2 separate regions of the Homo sapiens genome follow, and region 2 is linked to region 1. Evidence: chromatin contacts called from ENCODE POLR2A ChIA-PET data. All regions are on one chromosome and are shown on one strand. Each heading gives the region's core, a stretch centred on a gene start or an enhancer-like site at or near the end of the contact. The rest is flanking DNA. Distances are from core to core; before and after follow the strand shown.

Region 1 (5,315 bases), core at 1,533-4,032:
GTTTCACCATGTTGGTCAGGCTGGTCTTCAACTCCTGACCTCAGGTAATCTGCCCACCTCGCCCTCCCAAAGTGCTGGGATTACAGGTGTGAGGCACTGCACCTGGCCAAGCATTATAACTTTAAATGTCTACCTCTATTTTTTGATATATCAACTTTAGACGACATTTATCTTTTGAGTCCCAAGTATGGAAGATAAAGAGCATAGTTACCTTCCATTAATCTCCCCTCATCATCATCCCATTTTTAAAATATTATTTTCCTACTGTCAATGTTAACAACTTGCATCCTATAATCCTTCCATGCTTTGTCTTTGGAGGATTCTAAAGTTTACAAACAGACAGTATTTAGAATATTATGATTATGTATATATTTTACTGGAGAACTAAGCATGGAAGGACCCATAAAAAGGGAAATATTCCATACAGAGCTACTAATCTAATAGACCAAAAAAAAAAGGGGGGGCCAAAGAATCAAACAAGCATCTAATAACATTCACTGAGCATTTACTATGTGGCAGGCACACGTTAAGCACTCTACATACATTGCCTTATTTAATTCTCAAAACCACCATTTAAGGAAGAATTATTATGAGCCCAACTTTGGAAAGAGAAACTAAGGCTAAGGTTACATACCTGGCAAGTGCCCAGATCAGGTAGTATGGAGCAGGGCAGAGATTTGAATCCATGTATGACTCCAGGGCCTGAACTCTTCACTATACTGCTTGCTCATACTACTCTTTCACTTTCATTTTCCTAACAATGTCTAATTAATGCCCTGAATAGCAGAGGGAGTGTGTTATTCACAGAGATTAAAATCATTCTGTCTAGGCTGGTGCTAGGCCCGGTGCTCACGCCTGTAATCCCAGCACTTTGGGAGGCCGAGGTGGGTGGATCACCTGAGGTTGGGAGTTCGAGATCAACATGGAGAAACCTCGTCTCTACTAAAAATACAAAATTAGCCAGGCGTGGTGGCGCATGCCTGTAATCCCAGTACTTGGGAGGCTGAGGCAGAATTGCTTGAACCCGGGAGGCGGAGATTGCGGGGAGCCGAGATCGCGCCATTGCACTCCAGCCTAGGCAACAAGAGTGAAGCTCTGTCTCAAAAAAATAAAAATAAATAAAAAATCATTCTGTCTAGATAATGAACTTGTTTTCAGATAGATGTTCTCTTCCAAATCTTTTAAAACCATCACAATGACACTGTGTTCAGCCTTTCCACTCACCAAATCTGGGAAGCATTAACGATTATGCTTTATGGCTGGACTTCACAATACAGTATATAGAAACAAAGTAAAGGTCTCAGAGTGACTTTTCCTGTTCACATATTAAAAATCACGAATGGAACGCTGAAAGCAGTAGTCTAATATACGAAAATTATTTAAAACTCAGGAATTTAATACAATAAATGAAAATTCTTTGAGGATACAGTTATCTCTTTGTTCTATCTTTAATCATGTTTTTCAATTGGGGATAAATTAAAAGGGCTACTGAATTATCCAACAAGATGTTTCTTGCTACATTATATACACTATGCAGTAATACACTGAGCAGTTTCATTCCAAGTTATCTTTAACTCTATTTCTAAAATTTACAGGTGAAGAGAACCTCATTTACAGACCAACTCTCTCCTTATGATTCCAAGCACAGATGATTATATTACTGTGCAAGACACGGAGCCACTAAACTCATTCAAAAATAAAACCATCACGGACCAGATGTAAATCAAGCCCTCCTGACACTAAATTCTCTATGGTAAGAGATCAAGGGTCTGGCTTATAATCATAACCTAAACCTTGACACCGTTTCAGCGCAATACATTACTATTCCGAGTAACTGATAGTTTCTTTCCACTACAGGTGTTCTTCAGTAAACTAGTACACAGTACCTCATCTACAACTCAGAATCGGCATTTAAATTACAGGAGCATTCAAACAGATGTGGGTAAAAAGGGGATGCCAATCTCAAGAGCAGCTCTAGAATTGAGTCACTCATTCTATCAGATTCCCAAAGATGTCTTGAACTCTGTAGATATTTGTAAATTGGCACTTTTAATTTTTTTTATCCGTTTGTTTAACGTATCTGTCACTCTAAGCTGTGAGCTTCAGTATAGAAGAGGGTGTAACATTCACATTTGTATCTCCTAGGACTAGCAGTGTCTGGTATATAGCAGGCTTCGAGTGCCTGTGTGGAATTAACCACAGAAGTCCATGCTGCAAACAAAGGAAAACGGAGAGGAGGCATTTTAGTTGAGACGTTAAGGAATCAATTACCCTTTAGAAACAGACCTTGTGCCTGGCCAGGACAGAATACAATAACTGAAGGGGCCTCACGAAGCCGGAGTCAGGCATTACAGCCCTATCTTCCTTAACTCTCCATTGGGTCTACGCAGTGTGGCCGCTCGCCCTGCAGAGACAGGCCTTCAGGCCCCCGATCCCTGCGTCCAGACGGGGGTGCAAACACCACAGAGCTCAATCCAGCTTCAGCCGTTCTCCCTTCCCAGCTCCAGCCCAGCTTCGGCCCCAGACTAAACCCGGGCCGCGTCTGCTCGCTCCAGGCACGTACCATGACAGGGCAATTCAGGTGGCCCACAGGCGAACCTGGTTCACTCACCTACTTGGTAGAGCCGACCCTCGGGTGAAAAAATGGTAATGTGGCGGTCAAAACCGGCGCTGGAACCACGGGACATGTTGGTAGAAGCACTACTTTAAACACAATCCCTGGGCCCCGTAGCTCCCGCACCAGGCACACAAGCACCTCCCGGAAGTTGCAGCGACTGCTTCCGGGGTACCAGCCGCGTTTCTTCCGCTCTTGCATGCCGAACTCACGGCTCTGGAGCCAGTTCGAGCACTGAGCTCTGAGGCCCCGCCCCCTAAGGGGGTGGTGGAGTGAGGGCGGGAGGCCTTTGAAGGTATGCGCCTGCGCCAAGCAGGCCTCTTGAGTGGATAGACGTGAAACTTGGGTCGTGGCGCTTTCAGGCTTTCATCTGGAGAATGAATTGACTATAGCAAGGACGAAAAGGCTTCCTGGGGGCCCAGAATAGCGATTTGCCTATCAGTGTGACCTAAATAGAACGTGTAATTAACAAGTCTCTTACATGCATCCTGTGTCTGGTCAGACTGCTGGCTTGCCTTCTTCCTAACCTCTTTTATCCTCCACTTTCATTCCTATTACGGGGGAAACAGGTTGCAGCTGCAGCTGCAGCCGTTAAATTTAGGCACTGAAGGAAGCGGGTTCAAGCAGCCGCTGGAAAGAACATTATTTTCTGACAGCCAGGCAAGATCTTCTTTTGGCCAGCAGCCCCGACAATTTTTAGTCTTTTTTTTTTTTTTTTTTTTTTTTGAGACAGAGTTTCGCCCTTGTTGCCCAGGCTGGAGTGCAATGGCGCGATCTCGGCTGACTGCAACCTCCCCCTCCTGAGTTCAAGCGATTCTCCTGCCTCATCCTCCCGAGTAGCTGGGATTATAGGCGTGTGCCACCAGGACCGGCTAATTTTGTATTTTTAGTAGAGGCGGGGTTTCGCCATGTTGGTCAGGCAGCTCTCGAACTCCTGAGCCCAAGTGATCCACCTTCCTCGGCCTCCCAGAGTGCTGGGATTACAGGCTTGAGCCACAGTGCCCAGGCAATTTTTAGTCTTGAAAGCGGAGGCCGGGCGCGGTGGCTCACGCCTGTAATCCCAGCACTTTGGGAGACCAAGGCGGGCGGATCACGAGGTCAGGAGATTGAGACCATCCTGGCTAACACGGTGAAACCCCGTCTCTACTAAAAAATACAAAAAAAATTAGCCAGGCGTGGTGGCGGGCGCCTGTAGTCCCATATACTTGGGAGGCTGAGGCAGGAGAACGGCGTGAACCGGAGAGGCGGAGCTTGCAGTGAGCCGAGATCATGCCACTGCACTCCAGCCTGGGCGACAGAGCGAGACTCCGTCTCAAAAAAAAAAAAAAAGAAAGAAAGCCTAACTCCAGCCTGGCCAACATAGGAAGGCCCCGTCTCTACAAAAAATAAAATTAGCTGTGCGTGGTGGCGCGCGCCAGTAGTCCCAGCTACTCGGGGGGCTAAGGTGGGAGGATGGCTTGAGCCCAGGAGATCCAGGTTGCAGTGAGCTATGATCACGCCACTGCACTCCAGCCTGGGCGACAGAGGAAGATCTATCTAAATAAAAAAAAAAAAATGTGGAACTGAGGTTGAAATACGAGTAATGGGGAATGAGGTTAAGCACCCTTGATTAATAATGAACTAGAGCTGAGGGGATGGGGCTTAGAGCAGCTAGTGTTGCATGGATTAATGAGAGTAATTCCAAGCTGGCGAGGTAGCTCCGGGAGAAGAGCAGGTGGCTTTTCAAATCGCAAATTTGTGCCTATTTTGACTTTCCCCAAGGCACACTCCCATTTAATGAATACAAAATGCAAAACATAATGTTAGGATAGTTGTTTTTCTCCCCAGATAAAGATGGTTTGTGTACAAGGAAGGCAAGATACACTAATGTTTGTGGCACTGTAATGCCTGCTGTAATACTGAAGTAGGGATTCTTACTCCTTTAATGTATTTCCTAAACTAACTTTCTATTTTAAAGAAAAAATGTTCTAAGACCTTCATAAGGGAATTCCAATTTCTCAAGTGTTTTTAAAAATTAATTTCTATTTTATTAATCTAAAAAATCCCAAACTGAAACATGGTTAAGAAAACGGTAAATGCATACAGCATCTCTGGCACAAAGGGTACTTTCCAGCACTGGCTAGTTCCCAAGTGGACTGATAAAAGTTTTCCCTTGCTTCTGGTTCAGGTCCCTACTCTCAGGACCAACTCCTCTTGACCTTTTGAAGACTTTTGTCTTCTCAGACTCTGAAAGAGCCTGGTATACTGTAATTCCTACTGTTTGCCTGCATAGTCAGAGTTCTCGGTAAGGCTGCTAGGAGGATGAACTTAGTCTCACAGCCTCAACAGCTGGCTCTATACTGATGTCTCCTGAATTTAGGTCTCTAGCTGGACCCTTCTCTGGAACTGGATCTTCTCTAATTGCCAATGGGATATTTTTCACATTGAGACATATGGCACCTCAAAACCCCACGTTTGAAAGAGAACTCCTTATCTCATCTATTCCCTCTCAAGCGAATTCCTGCCCCTTGTACCACATTTTCCAAGTCTTCAGAGCCAAAACTTTGTAGCAGTCTTAATTTCTTAATACTTCTCCCCCTCTGCCTTCATTTGTTCCTGCTCTGCTATTCTGCCTTTTTTTTTTTTTTTTTTTTTGAAATGCGGTATTGCTCTGTCACCCAGACTGGAGTGCAGTGGCATGATCACTGCAGCCTTGAACTCC
Region 2 (5,925 bases), core at 1,423-3,922, about 14 Mb before region 1:
GAATTTTAAGTTCTTTGTTCTGCTCCATTTCCCTTCAGGTATTAATTCCTAACACAGACTGAGCCTACCATATGCCACAGCTGAAAGCTATCCATGGATTGCTTTATTTAATCCTCACAACAACCCTAAAAAGTAGCTGATGTTATGAGAAAACAAGTTTAGAGTTTAAGTAATTTGCCCAAGGTTATTTATGAAGTAATGATGGAGCCAGGATTCTATCCTTTCCCTGAACTTTAACAACTGCCTGACATTCCCAGCCTTTGACCCTCCCTAGCCACTTTCTGAACAATGTTGACACAGTAAACGACTGCGGTTAGCCAAAAATGGGTGTCAAAGTCCAGCAAGCTTGAATATTAAACATACAGAAACAGAACAGTTGACCACGTAAAACAACTTCTTTTTCCACCCCACCAGTGATGAAGGGAAAGGCTGGAAGCGGGCTGACCCACAGGGGACCAGCCTGTCCTGGGGAGGAAAACTGCCTACTATGTAGGAAGCCAAGGTTTATTGCCTTTGAAACAATCTCCAAGGACTTCTGTGCCTACCCTCAGGGTTCCAGCCACCAGCCATAAATGGGGAGGGCAGTCTGTTTCAGAACCATCCAATTCAGTGATTGTGCTGCTCCTCCCTGAATCGGCCCCAATCATCCAGGCCCTTTTAAATCCACAAGAAATATTCCACACTAAGAATCCTCCCCTGCCCCACTCCCAAAGTCTTATTCTCTCATGCTGTCATTTTAAAAATACAATTATGAATTAGGTAGCTTAGAAGTGTCATTGACAGGTTTCTCCAGGGGAATTAATTTACATTTTTATAAGGGTGACTACATGCTTGCCCCCCCGCCCCCCTTCTTGCAATTCTCTACCCCTTTCTAAAGTATTTTTGAGACAGTTTCCTTCTTGTTGCCCAGGCTGGAGTGCAATGGCGCCGTCTCAGCTCACTGCAAACTCCGCCTCCCTGGTTCAAGTGATTCTCCTGCCTTAGCCTCTCAAGTAGACGGGATTAGGGCGCCCGTCACCACGCCAGGCTAATTTTTTTTTTTGTATTTTTAGTAGAGACGGAGTTTCACTATGTTGGCCAGGCTGGTCTCGAGCTCCTGACTTCAGCTGATCCACCTACCTTGGCCTCCCAAAGTGCTAGGATTACAGGCGTGAGCCACCGCGCCCGGCCCCCTTTCTATTTTCTAACCACATTCATTGGAAACTGGGGAAAACACTGCAGATTCATTAGGATTGGCAAAAAATTACTTTTGCAGTTAAACCAAAATAAAGTATCAGGACAGCCATCTTTGAAAGCTATCTCAAAAATGGTCAACTATGATCAAGTCAGCTGTACCATAAGCTAAAAACAATCACAAAGCAAGTCATCCAAGGCACGGGCGTGGGGAGGGCGGAGAACATTTTCAAGACCAAAGAGGAATTTTGTGGTAGGACTGGCTCAGAGCCATCCTAGCAAATAAAATTCTAGATTTCCGAGGTTAGCAGGGTAAAGAATGGCAACTGGCTTTAAACTGCTAACTAATCACGTTGTTTATAACCAGGGGATCGGAGAGTCAAAGAGCTGCACTCTGTAGTTCATTTGATGCTGGGGATTTTTTGGTTACTGGTGGAGCTTTTCCATTATCTTAATAGGGGTGTCTGCTGAAAAACTTCAACCCAGCTGAAGCCAGAAGGAAAACAGTCCTGATGGCCATTTGCACAGGCGGGAAGGCTGAATAAGGTGGTTCCTGTAACCTTTTGGAATTCCAGTTTTCCTACACCTCGGCCTCCCTGTAAGTGGGCAGCGGTTCCCAGCTCCAGAGGGTGAAGTCCTCGTAGGCCGTCCTCATAACGCGTCTGAGTGATATCACACACCGTCACCTTTCACACCCCAACCCTTCCGAATGCACCGCCCAAGCAACATTAACAGGGCCTTCCCCGGAATAACGCTCCAATGGCAACAACGGGGGTGGGAGTGAGTTGGCTTTGTGAGCACCAGGGTGACATGACAGCAGCCCTGGAGGTTCGAGACGGGTTGGGGTACTCGAGAGAAGGAAGATTCCCGCGCGCAAAAAAAAAACAACCAACGGGCAGAGTCTGAGGTGGGGCGCGCGACGCAGGCGGGGAGCGCCCTCGGCGGCCCGCTCTGGCCTCCCCGCCTGGCCGCGAACGCAGACCCGAGTCACAGCCGAGCGACGTCCGTCGCGGCCCGGCCACTCACTGACCTTGTAGCCGCCCCAGACGAACATGTGGCGCCCGTCGCTGACGGCTACGTGGCCGCTGCGCTCAGCGGGGCAGGCAAGCTCCATGGACTCATAGCTCTCGAAGGCTGGCCCAGGCAAGTCGTCAGCCCGCAGATCCTCGTTGCCATCAGCCATCTTGAGGCTGCACTTTTGCTAACCAACAATGCCCACACCCGCGAGGGGCCAAAAAAACAAAGGAAAAGGAGAGAAATGCACAGCGGCGCGAGGCAAGGAAAAGGCGGTGGCGAAAGGGACGGCGTTGAGGCCTCTCTGCCGCCTGCGCTCGCGTTTCCCAGCCTCCTCGGCCGAGGACGGCTCTCCGCCGCCGCCGGGGCACGCCTGCAGACAGAGGGGCCGCGAGCGGAGCCGGGCGGCGGCGGCGCGGGCCCGGGACTCGGGGCACTGCAGGGAAGCGGTCCGCGTCGGGCCGGCTCCCTATTGCAGCCCGTCTGCCCCGCCTCCTGCAGTCCACGGCCTTGTTTACGCCGCGGCCGGAAGCCGCCCGTTCCGCTGACGCCGCCCGCCGAGCTCCGGAAGCGAGGCTGCCGCTCAGCGCCCCCAGCGCCGGGTCCTCCAGCCGCCGCCGCCGCCGCCGCCGCCTCTGCCCGCGCCTCCGCCTACGGCCTGGGCACCGCAGATCTATGGGGCCCGGCGACTTCTAGTCGCGCTTCGAGTCTCCTTTCACTGAGGGAACCACAGGGATAATGTCCTGAATCGGTCCCTGAAAGCTGCTGAATTTTAGCCGGATTGCCGCAATTTTTTTTTTCTTCCCGAGGATTTCTATTCGTTTGATTGAGGGATGATCTCAGAGGGTTCACAGCCCGGGCAGGGGCACCAGAATTGCTCCACTAGCAAGTTTCTGGTCTCGCCTTAGAGTCGATGCAGGCCCTGCTGTTCTGCGGGCGCGAGGGCAGTCGCTTAGCTCTCACGTGGGGCCCAGCCCGATCCCCGGGGGCCTCTCCTGAGCTCCTGCCGCCCCTGCCGGGCGCCGCCTCTGCGGGAATCTGACGTTGCCGCCGCCGCCGCTGCCGCCGCCAGCCGGGCTGCAGAGTTGGCTTGAAAAGCGTTTCCGAAGCCGTAACCACCCTTTTCTTCAGAAAGAAAGGCGGATCCTTTTCACGCACACACAGCTTTCTCTTATATGATACCTTTCAATTGGGCCAAAAGAAAATTACGAGTTACTGTGCTTGATACCTCACCTGTAAAATAGGGTGGGACAAAAATAATCTTAAATTCTTGATCTTACAGTGCCTGTAGAATTTATCGTGTTTGGTAGGAGGGACGTGCTTCATTATCTCCATTTCCCTCATCTTCTGGTTGGGAGCACTCCATAGAAAAGGAACACTTTGAACAATAAAAGGCTTTTTTTTTTTAATTATTAAAATGCTTATAGCCTGCCACTCCTCCCCTAGTGTGCCAGTGTGTTTACTTGAACTCAAGAACTTGAAAGTTACTTAAGAGGATTAATTAAAGCCTTCAACAAGGAAGCAAATCACCTTGAGGCTGTTAAGACCTTATCTGCCATCCACCCTGGTTGGTGCCCTCAAATCTGTCTGGTTCACAGAATTCCTTGCAGCAGTGTCTTCTCCCAGTCGAATTATGCTCACTAGACTTTGGGGTTATCGAAGTTCCTTGTGAACCAACCTCGTGAATCTGATCGAGTCACTTAAAAACCTTGAGCTGGCTCCCGTCGTCCTTAGTAGAATCCAAAATTAATATCTCGGCTGGGCGCGGTGGCTCACGCCTGTAATCCCAACACTTTGGAAGGCCGAGGCAGGCGGATCACCTGAGGCCAGGAGTTCGAGACCAGCCTGGCCAAAATGGCGAAACTCTGTCTCTACTGAAAATACAAAAAAATTACACAGGCTTGGTGGCCGGCGCCTGTAATCCCAGCTACTTGGGAGGCTCAGGCAGGAGAAACTCTTGAAGCCGGGAGGCGGAGGTTACAGTGAGCCAAAAGGGCACCATTGCACTCCAGCCTGGGCAACAAGAACGAAACTCCGTCTCAAAAAAAAAAAAAAAAAAAAAAAAAAATTCATATCACAGTGCTGTGCAAGAAGACCCAGCATGGTCCAGACCCAGCTTGCCTTTCCAGCTTCAATTCCTGGCTGTGTCCTCCTTCCAGCTACATTACCCTTCTATCATCGTTTTTGTTTTTTGTTTGTTCGAGAGAAGTCTCGCTCTTGTCCCCCAGGCTTGAGTGCACTGGCTCGATCTCGGCTCACTGCAACCTCCGCCTCCCGAGTCCAAACGATTCTCCTGCCTCTGCCTCCCAAGTAGCTGGGACTAAGGCACCTGCCACCACGCCCGGCTGATTTTTGTATTTTTTAGTAGAGATGGGATTTCACCATGTTGGCCAGGCTGGTCTCGAACTCCTGACCTCAGGTGATCCACCCGCCTCGGCCTCTCAAAGTGCTGGGATCACAGGCGTGAGGCACCGCACCCACCCAGCCTATATTTCGTATATATATGCCATTTAATAAAATACTATAATATCCACTTTGATTTACTTATTTATGTTTCAAACCATACTTTTATCCTACTTAGAGCAGTAACAACAAAAAGAGTCTCTGAAACACATTAATTAGTTGTACTATAAGCAGAGTTTCTCAGTGTATCAAAGTATAGTTCCAAGCCCCGTGGGTACCTGGAGACCTTTTCAGGGGCTCCTTAAGGAACTCTCTTTTCTAACTATGTATCTGTGTGAGGCCAGATTTTCTTCACTTAAGTCGGCCTGGCGCAGTGTCTCATGCCTATAATCCCAGTATTTTGGGAGGCTGAGGTGGGCGGATCACTTGAGGTCAGGAGTTCGAGACCAGCCTGATCGACATGGTGAAACCCCGTCTCTACTAAAAAAATAGAAAAATTAGCCAGGCATGGTGGTGGGCGCCTGTAATTCCAGCTACTTGGGAGGTGGAAGCAGAAGAATTGCTTGAATCTGGGAGGTGGAAGATGCAGTGAGCCGAGATCATGCCACTGCACTCCAGCCTGGGTGAGAAAGCAAGACTCTGTCTCAAAAATAAAAATAAAAATGCAAAACAATATCATTCTTTTTGAAATTCTTTTGATTAGGAAAATAAAGTTATTTTTCATTTAAAATGTTATTTATGTTAACAATTTTGTTGTTATTTTGTAATAAATTAAAAAATTTAAACATTAAACTAAATTAAAATTAGTGTTAATTTCTAATATGGCAGATATCTATAGATAAAATCCTCATAAACAAAAGCTCTTGGAGGAACTCAATAATTCTTAAGAGTGTAAAGGGGTCCTAAACTAAACAGTTCTCAAGCTAACAGCCATCTCTGATCATGGCTGGCATACAATCAGCAACTTAATTTTAAAAAGCAAAAGCACATTGTGGCCAGGCGCGGTGGCTCACGCCTGTAATCCCAGCACTTTAGGAGGTGAGGCGGGCAGATCAAGAGGTCAGGAGATTGATACCATCCTGGCCAACATGGTGAAACCCTATCTCTATTTAAAATACAAAAAATTAGCTGGGCGTGGTGGCCTGCACCTGTAGTCCCAGCTACTCCGGAGGCTGAGACAGGAGAATCGCTTGAACCTGGGAGGCTGAGGTTGCCGTGAGCTGAGCTCATACCACTGCACTCTAGCTAGCAATACAGTGAGACTCCATCTCAAAAAAAAAAAAGCAAAAGCATATTGTTTTCAGAATCACTTTCTTTTGAGGAAAATTTTCTAAT

What was found. ChIA-PET counts read pairs that join two places held with the same protein, here RNA polymerase II (POLR2A).
Region 2: POLR2A ChIA-PET joins it to region 1 with 16 read pairs in A673. The contact joins the promoter of KLHDC2 here to the promoter of PSMA6 in region 1. POLR2A ChIA-PET finds 5 or more read pairs at or near these places in 2 of 52 experiments (A673 and activated B cell).

Annotation. Positions count from the first base shown.
Region 1 is chr14:35,289,849-35,295,163 of GRCh38, reverse strand. PSMA6 (proteasome 20S subunit alpha 6) reads right to left here and starts at 2,782. Exons shown (of 7, transcript NM_002791.3): 1 at 2,612-2,782. The coding sequence starts at 2,687. The region is part of intron 9 of PRORP-PSMA6 (PRORP-PSMA6 readthrough); the gene reads right to left. RefSeq lists enhancers at 686-865, 2,319-2,378, 2,459-2,578, 2,699-2,778, 2,495-3,081.
Region 2 is chr14:49,764,900-49,770,824 of GRCh38, reverse strand. KLHDC2 (kelch domain containing 2) reads right to left here and starts at 2,672. Exons shown (of 13, transcript NM_014315.3): 1 at 2,204-2,672. The coding sequence starts at 2,356. RefSeq lists silencers at 2,443-2,622, 2,793-2,872, 3,213-3,272.